2 separate regions of the Homo sapiens genome follow, and region 1 is linked to region 2. A link is an interaction called in ENCODE POLR2A ChIA-PET data of the cell type or tissue named here. Cell type or tissue: PC-3. All regions are shown on one strand. Each heading gives the region's core, and the rest is flanking DNA. Links, peaks and the distances in the headings are about the cores only. Region 1 overlaps HAS3 (hyaluronan synthase 3). Region 2 overlaps TANGO6 (transport and golgi organization 6 homolog).

Region 1 (4,314 bases), core at 1-4,000, 90 kb before region 2:
TTAGGAGAGCAACAAAGAGATCCACAGATAAACCAAAACCCTGTTCTGTAGAAGCCTAAGATCCTTGTATTAAAGTTGCTGAGTAAGATTCCTGCAGGAAAGGAGGCTGCCTCTGACACCACAACCCCACCCAGCTTTCTCTATGTTGGAAGACAGGGTGGCCACAGATAAGCAGTAGAAGGCTAAGGGGGAATCAGAACAGCATCAGCACCAGGCTGAGTCCCTCATATGTGCTTCTTCCCACCTCCCCACCAGGCATATCCTTACATCCTGGTCCATGCCTGGGAAGGGCCCAGGAAGCCTCAGGCCAGACTAGCAGAGCCTCCTCCACTTACAGGCCAAGACTCCCAGCACTGCTGCTGTTCTGCTGGTCTCACTGCTCCTCCCTGCCCCTGCCCTAGCCCATTCTTTATATGCTGCTTTGCTTCCTTCAGTCCAGGGATGTCTTGGATGTCTTTCTAACTGAGCAAGGTTAGGGAAAGAAGAGCTCTCGTGCTGCCTGGGTTTCCCCACTGGCTCGGGCAGAGTTCTGCCTAGGAGGGAGAGATACCTCCGCAGCAGGCGGTTAGAAGACAGGCTGAGATCCAGCAAGCGCTCACTGGCTCTGGCCCAGGGCAACCTTATGCAGTGATCCCAGGGCTGTAAAGAGACAGCTCAGGTGTGTGAGCCTGTTTGCTGATCCACCAGAACCCAGATGGCCAGGAAAGGGAGATGGCAGGGTGGGGTGGGGGTGAGATCCTGTGCTTGAAGGGAATAGATGACAAAGTCACTGTGGCTTGAGCCTGTGCCAGGGCTCAAGGGCTTTTCCCTAAGCATTTGGGTCCCCAGGAAAGTTTCACAAGGTCCCACGACCCCAGGTGAACTGCAGTCAAAACAGCCTGCTAAGCTCTCCTAACTCCCTCCATGACTGAGGAGGTCCTGGGCCTAGGAAGCCAGAAAAAGATAAACATATCAACCCTCATGCAGAGACAACTGTCAAAAAAGCCAGACACGCAATCTGAGTGAGCTAATTTTAGGTGTGTACACCAGAGAAAAATCGTATTAGGGGACTCAAAATGCTGTCAGCAGACTGAGTTGGTACACAGGTGGGCTGGCAGGACAGCCACTGCACCTTCAAGCACTGATCAAGTGATGGGCAGCACCCTGCTCTGGCAGGCGTGGAGGTCAGAGAACAGAGTCAGGAAGAGAGGCAGCATGGATGCCATCAAGAATCCTGGCCTAGGCCAGGTGCGGTGGCTCACGCCTGTAATCCTAGCACTTTGGGAGGCCAAGGTGGGTGGGTCAGCTGAGGTCAGGAGTTCAAGACCAGCCTGACCAACATGGAGAAACCCTGTCCCTAACTAAAACTACAAAAAGTAGCTGGGTGTTGTGGTGCACACCTGTAATCCCAGCTACTCTGTCTCAAAAAAAAAAAAAAAAAAAAAAAAAAAAAAAATCCTGGCCTAGAAATCCAGGGTCCTAGGGTTTCTACTTTGTACTGAAAGATGTGGTCTTTAATCTTTTCAACTCTTGAGTTTTTTTTATTTGAAGATGGAAACCATATCAACCTAGTACAATTTCCAGGCTTATGTCAGTGATTGCTTTGACCAAAGCTGGGCAGGGTTTAATCAGGGTCCCGCCCCTGCCGATGCTCCTACAAAATGAAGCTAGTCATTCGCACCTGTGTCTCTCACCGCCCAGACATGACTTTGACACTAGGAAGAATGGGACTTTTTGGCCATAACTAGAATATTTTGAGTGTTTTTGAGGATGGTTTCTTTTGCTCTTCACCACGCTTTCTTATGAAGAGGTTCAGCCCCACGTTGCCATTGCTGAGGCAGTGCTGCATCACAGGTAAGAGAAGACTTGAGACAGACGGCCTGGGCGCAAATCCTGGCTCTGCACCCTACTAGCAATGGGACATTAGGCAAGTTACTTAGCTTCTCTGTGCTTTGCTTTCACCTTCTATGAGTGGAGATAATAGCACTTCTCCCTGGGAGTGTTAAGAGGATTAAAAGGGCTAACATGGAGCTGGGTGCGGTGGTGTATGTGCCTGTAATCGCAGTTACTAGGGAGGATGAGGTGGGAGGACTGCCCAAGGCCAGGAGTTTGAGGCTATAGTGCGTATTGATCATGCCTTTAAATAGCCGTTGCACTCCAGCCTGGGCAACATAGTGAGACCCTTTGTCTTTAAAAAATAATAATAATAAGGCCGGGTGTGGTGGCTCACGCCTTATTCCCCAGGAGCCATTCTCCTGCCTCAGCCTCCCGAGTAGCTGGGACTACAGGCGCCTGCCACCATGCCCGGCTAATTTTTTATATTTTTAGTAGAGATGGGGTTTCACCGTGTTAGCCAGGATGGTCTGGATCTCCTGACCTTGTGATCCACCCGCCTCGGCCCCCCAAAGTGTTGGGATTACAGGCGTGAGCCACCGCGCCCGGCCACCTTGTTGCCTTCTTAAGTGCACAGGTGTGTGCACAACCCAAGGGACCTAGACCAGACCTCAGATTCTTGGCGGAGAGTTTGCCAGGCTGTCCAGACTTATCCCCATGTACACACGCTCCTAGGGAGGCGCCCTTACCTGGATGTAGTCCACCGAATCGCCGAGGGCCTTGAAGGCCGTGTACATGACCTCGCGCTTGCCTCCCCACTTCTGCATGATGCACGAGAAGGTGCTGGCCCGCACCACATCCCGCACACGGTCCATGCCCTCCTGCAGGCTGGCCTCCGTCTCACCCTCGCCTGCCTCATGGAAGTTGCTGCGCCACACAAAGAAGCCGGCCTGCTCGGTGCCGCCCAGCACCTCGTGGAAGATGTCCAGCATGTAGGCGTCCTCCTGGCGGTTGCCATCCACCACCATGACCACCTTGAGGTCAGGGAAGGAGATGCGCTGGGCCGAGCGCAGGCACTTGCGCAAGTAGTCAGGGTCCTCCTGGTATGCGGCAATGCACAGTGCCACCGAGCCCCGCCGCGGGGAGGGCAGCTTCAGGGCCTGGCCGGCACGTCGCATGCGCCGGTGCTCCAGGAAGGCAAAAAGGCTCTGAATGAGCAGGTGCAGGCCCAGGATGGCGCCGTACAGGCCGAAGGACAGGTAGTGCTTTTCCGTGTGGATGAACTGGTAGCCCGTCACATAGGCTGCCAGGATGCCACCCAGCACTGCCAGGGCAAACAGGCTGGTGCCCACCACACGCAGGGCTGTCGTCAGCTGCACCGGCATCTGGCGAGAGAAGGCAGGAGATGAAGGGTCAGGCAGGAGGCAGCATTTCCAGTCCGTGGGAGCATGGGTGTTCTCTGTTACTAGTGGACATGACCCACTGATCAAAACCGTTACCGCTTACTGAGCATAAGACTTGGTAGACTCAGAAGCCAGACTACTGGGGTTCAGATCCCAGCTCTGCCACTTGATGTCTGTGCCCCCTTACGTCATCTGTAAAATGTGGGTTGCAGGACTAACCTCAAGGCATCTTTGAGGGTTAAATGGGCGACACATACAAAGCCCTTAGTGTAGCACTGGGGTAGACAAGCCAAGGCCCAGAGGGTCACGTGACATCTGGCTGGTGGGTGGCAGAACTGGGCTCTACCTGGCCCAAAGCGCTGAAGAGGTAAGCTTCAAGGGGGTGAGCCTGAGGCAGCTCTGGGCACCTGAGGGCCAGGGAGGCAGCCAGTGGCCTAAGAGCTTCCCCCTACCCTGCACCCACTCCTGGAGGGGATATTCACCAGTAAAGTGCAGCCACCAGTAAGACCCAAGAAGAAAGTGCAGGAGCAAAAGAAACAGCAAACAAAGGGGCATTGGGAAAAAGCAGCAGCTTCCCTTTCTCAAGACAGTTATTAGAGAAACTTTCCCTGTGTCCTCCACTTTCTCACCTTTTACTTGAGAGGCAGGAAAGAAAGGGAAAGCAGGGGGAGAGGCAGACCAGGAAATGCAAGCTGGGGAGTGGACAGCCTCCTAGAGCCCAGGGCTGAAGAAAGCACAGGGAACTGCAGCCACCACTGCAGCAGCCTCCACAGTGGCTGCCTGGGCATCCCATCCGCTTGGTCCTAGTGCCCGTGCAGCATGCGTCTCTGTGCGTGTCCCCCTGCCCAGCCACTCCTGGAAACAATGCCCGGTTTCCATTTGCAACTAAGTCAGGGCTCCTAACATCTCCCCTGTTGGAAACAGCTGTATTTTATAACAGCCCAGGACTTGGCACTAGAGAATTGGGTTTAAGACAGCACTTCTGCCTCCTGGCTGCCTGACCTTGCCCCAGTTCTCTGAGACTTGGTCTCCCCATAGCACAATGGGAGTTCTAATGGATTCCTGCCTCATGTCTCAGGTAAGTCATTTCCCTAAAAAT
Region 2 (4,390 bases), core at 222-4,221:
TCTACCCGCCTCGCCCTCCCAAAGTGCTGGGATTACAGGTGCAAGCCACCATGCCCGGCCCTTACTAACATAACTTTCAATATACATGTGAGACAGATGAAGCCTTGGGAAGTTCAATGGCTCACTTGCCCTGTCTCACAGGGAGGCAGTGGCAGATCTGCAAAAAGAGCCCAGGTCTCCTGACTCCCAATCTCAAGATGCATCGTAGGTCCAAGTGAAAACACGCTTTAGAGAAAGGAATCAAAATACAGTACCTCATGGACCACGGAGCCCAGCAGAAAGTCCAGCCTCTGGCACAGCTCCCCAAGGTTGGCCAAGCTGCTGGCCCTGTGAGCACCATCAGGATCTCTCACTCCCCTCAGGAAGGTATGGATCAAAGGTTCTCGGTACTTTGAGACCATGTCTCCTATAGGAAAAAGGAAGAAATCAAAACCCCTTAAAACAAAATTTCAACTTCTTAAAAAAGGAAGAATTATATTTCCATAGTTCACTGCATGATGTCTTATTCTTTTTGTTTTTATTTTTTTTTTGAGACAGGGTCTTGCTGTATTGCCCAGACTGGAGTGCAGTGGCACAATCACAGCTCACTGCAGCCTTGACCTCCCAGGCTCTGGTGATTCTCCCACCTCAGTCTCCCAAGTAGTTGGGACTACAGGTGCATGCCACCATGCCCGGCTAATTTTTGTATTTTTTGTGGAAATGGGGTTTTGCCATGTTGCTCAGGCTGGTCTTGAACTCCCGGGCTCAAGCTATCCATCTGCCTTGGCCTCCCAAAGTGCTGGGATTACAGGAGTGAGTCACCGTACATGACCAATGTCTTATTCTTTTCAAAGTACTTGCATAACCATTAAAAATCATGCTCCAGAAGAATATTTCATGTTATGAAAAATATTCATGATGTATGGTTTTGTGAAAAAGCATGTAGAATCTCAATTTTATTCTCAAAAGTCTACATGTAGAGATAAAACATGTGAAGATATTCCCCATAGTGTTACTAGCAGTTATTTTCAGAGTCTTATTACAGAAAACTTAAAAAATTTACATACACGGCCAGGCGCGGTGGCTCACGCCTGTAATCCCAGCACTTTGGGAGGCCGAGGTGGGCGGATCACGAGGTCAGGAGATCTAGACCATCCTGGCTAACACGGTGAAACCCCCGTCTCTACTAAAAATATAAAAAATTAGCCGGGCGTGGTGGCGGGCGCCTGTAGTCCCAGCTACATGAGAGGCTGAGGTAGGAGAATGGCCTGAACCCGGGAGGCGGAGCTTGCAGTGAGCCGAGATTGCGCCACTGCACTCCAGCCTGGGCAACACAGTGAGATTCTGTCTTAAAAAAAAAAAAAAAAAGAAAAAAAAATTTACATATACATACAAAAAATGTATATATCATAAGTATATAGCTTAATAAACTTTCACAAACCCAGCCCAACTATAATTAGCCCATGGTCACACAAACAAAAAGTGTGGCCCCCAGGCTAGACCCTAGACCCCAATCATCAGCCTACTTTTCCCTGTCTTATCCTGCTGTCTGCTTGGATAAGCAAATTGAGTGAAAAACAATCAAGGCATTTGGGTCCTGGAGAAAGAGAACTATGATTATTAGACAAATATTTAACGAGAGGCCTAGTATGTGCTAAGCATTGTTCCAGATGCTTGGCATATGCTGCGAAACAAGAGACCATGATTCCTGCCCTTCTGTGGCTTATATTCTAGTGTAAATTAGATAGAATGTTAGAAGGTAATACATACTATAGGGGCAAAAAAAGTAAAACAGGTAAGGGAAATAAGGAATAATGGGAATGGTGGCCGACTTCAGGTTTTAAAAAGGTGGTAAAGGTAGGCTTCATTGAGAAGGTGACATTTAAACAAAGACTGGAAGGTGAGCGTATCAGTCATGTGCATTTCTGGGAGAAGAGCATACCAGGAAGAGAGAACAGCCAGTGTAAAAACCTGTAGAGGAGCACGCCTGGCATGTCTGAGAACACCAAGGAAGCCCTAGATGAGGCTAGAGAAGTAAGGGCAGGGATGGGAAGGTGGGGTAGATCATGAAGGGCCTTGCAGGACACTGCAAGGACTTGAACTTTTTCTCAGAGTACAATGAGAGGCCTTTGGAGGATTCTGAGCAAAGGAGTGCAAAAAGATCACACTGGCTGCAGTGCTGAGAACACATTGTTGGGTACCATGTATGTCCAGGGTGGAACAAGGGTCCAAGGTAGAAACCTACTACAGTAAGTAGCTGGAAAGACAACAGTAGAGGTGGTGATAAGAAGATTCCGCATACACACACACACCACACACACACACACACACACACACACACACACACACATACATACATATATAAAGGGGGGGTGGGTCTTGCTCTGTTACCCAGGCTGGAGTGATCACAGCTCACTGCAGCCTCAATCTCCTGGGCTCAAGTGATCCTCTCACCTCAGCCTCCAGAGTAGCTGGGAAGACAGGTGTATGCCATCGCGCCTAATTTTTTGATTTTTTTGTAGAAACAGGGTCTCACTATGTTGCCCAGGCTGGTCTTGAACTTCTAAACTCAAGTGATCCTCCTGCCTCTACCTCCCAAAGTGTTAGGATTACAAGCATAAAGTCACCTATTTTTAATCACCAAATGATGACCTATATTGATAAATCACTGACCTGTCCTACCAGGCCCAGTTCAAATGCCACTTTCTTTGTGGAACCTGCCTCTTCCCCTCAGTGAGCTTCAATTAGCCCTCCTTGAAAGTCTCACAATACTTTGTGCTTAAGTCGCTTTGACTTAAATCACATTTGTCACTCGTGCCTTGGTTCCTAAATGTTTTAAGCCTGTATCTGTTTCTTCCATAAGACTATAAATTCCTTGAGGGTAGAACTTTGACTCCTTCATCTCTGATCCCATCAGGTCTTAGCAGTCTTTGCATATACAGTCATGAGCTGCATAACAATGCTTTGGTCAATCATGGACTGCATATACAACACTGGTCCTATCAGATTGTAGGGCAGCACACATTTAGAAACCTGATCAAGTTGGGGATCAAGTTGGGGAAATAATTAGTATTAGATCAAGTTGGGGAAATAATTAGTATTCAGTAATGGTGCTGGGACACTGGGACATTTGATTTTCTGTATAAAAAATATATATAAATATAATATCATCTAGGTTTGTGTAGGCACATTTTATGATGTTTGTACAATGACAAAATCACCTAACTACACATTTCTCAGAATGTATTCCCATTGTTAAGCAACACATGACTGTACTAGGTACAGGAAATGGTAATATTGAATTGAATTCATTCATTTATTCAACAAAACATAATTATGTACTAGGTATCATGCTAATATTCTAGGAATACAAGAACTGATGAAATACTATTTTTACCCTTTAAGAAGCCCAAAGTAGGCTGGGCACGGTGGCTCATGCCTATAATCCCAGCACTTTGGGAGGCTGAGGCGGGAGGATTGCTTGAGCCCAGGAGTTTGAGACCAGCCTGGGCAACATAGGGATAGTTTGTCTCTACAAAACTAAAATGAAATAAAATAAGGAGAAAAGAAGATGCCCAAAGTTTAAGGAGTACATATAAACAGATAAGTACTGACAATTATAGAACTGTGTGGCAAATGCTGTCACAGAGTCAAGCAGAGGTTGCTCGAAAGCATGACTTTGCTAGTCTCAGTCCCTTGGAAGGAAGAGGACGAAGAAGTTTGTTTTTTTTCGTTTTTGTTTTTGTTTTCCCCTCAAGGTCCAAAGCACAATGTACCTTCCATACAGTATAAGAAAAAGATAAAGGAGTACTTTCTCCAAAATGCTCCCAATTCCTAACATACTACATGCAGTCATAAGACTCACCTCTGTCCTGTTAACATCAACGTATGCTGCCAAAACTAAATCATTGATGACCTAGACATAACCTATTTTCAGAATAGAAAAGAGGAGATTTGAATTGTCATCTCAGACTCTTTGACCCAGTCTTTGCATTTCTAATTATCTATCCTAGAGAGGTAGTTACATATCTGCACAAGGACATCTGCATCAAGAATTTAGTGAATTGTAATCGTGAAAAATGAGAAGAAATAAACTAAAAAATTCATATAGGAAAGGTTAAATAACCATGGTATACCCATATTACGGATTACTATGCAGTGATTAAAATGAACATGACAGAATTATATATACTGACATGAAAAGCTCTCCTCAAGACATTGTTAAAGTGAAAGAAACTACCAGAACCAGTATTCCCATTTATGTATGCAAATATGCACACACACAACTTTTCCTACTATTAACAAATCAAACATACAGATTTATTTATTTATTTATTTATTTTTTGAGACGGAGTCTCACTCTGTCGCCCAGGCTGGAGTGCAGTGGCGTGATCTTGGCTCACTGCAAGCT

What was found. ChIA-PET counts read pairs that join two places held together with the same protein. Peaks named below come from ENCODE experiments on the same cell type or tissue, not always from the same donor. Only the 100,000 strongest peaks of a DNase experiment are listed, where the experiment ranks them.
Region 1: POLR2A ChIA-PET joins it to region 2 with 5 read pairs; 11 of 35 experiments call an interaction of 5 or more read pairs at or near these places.

What each region holds. Positions count from the first base shown.
Region 1 is chr16:69,108,279-69,112,592 of GRCh38, reverse strand. HAS3 (hyaluronan synthase 3) reads right to left here. Exons shown (of 4, transcript NM_001199280.2): 2 at 2,562-3,197. The coding sequence starts at 3,197. Among named protein-coding and RNA genes, the nearest start is that of HAS3, 4.8 kb to the right of the region's middle. RefSeq lists an enhancer at 2,261-3,230. In PC-3, for the core only: no CTCF peak of the experiment used is centred there; no DNase peak of the experiment used is centred there; H3K4me3 peaks cover 1,934 bases; H3K27ac peaks cover 1,883 bases.
Region 2 is chr16:69,018,844-69,023,233 of GRCh38, reverse strand. TANGO6 (transport and golgi organization 6 homolog) reads right to left here. Exons shown (of 18, transcript NM_024562.2): 16 at 255-406. Among named protein-coding and RNA genes, the nearest start is that of HAS3, 85 kb to the left of the region's middle. In PC-3, for the core only: no CTCF peak of the experiment used is centred there; no DNase peak of the experiment used is centred there; H3K27ac peaks cover 2,639 bases.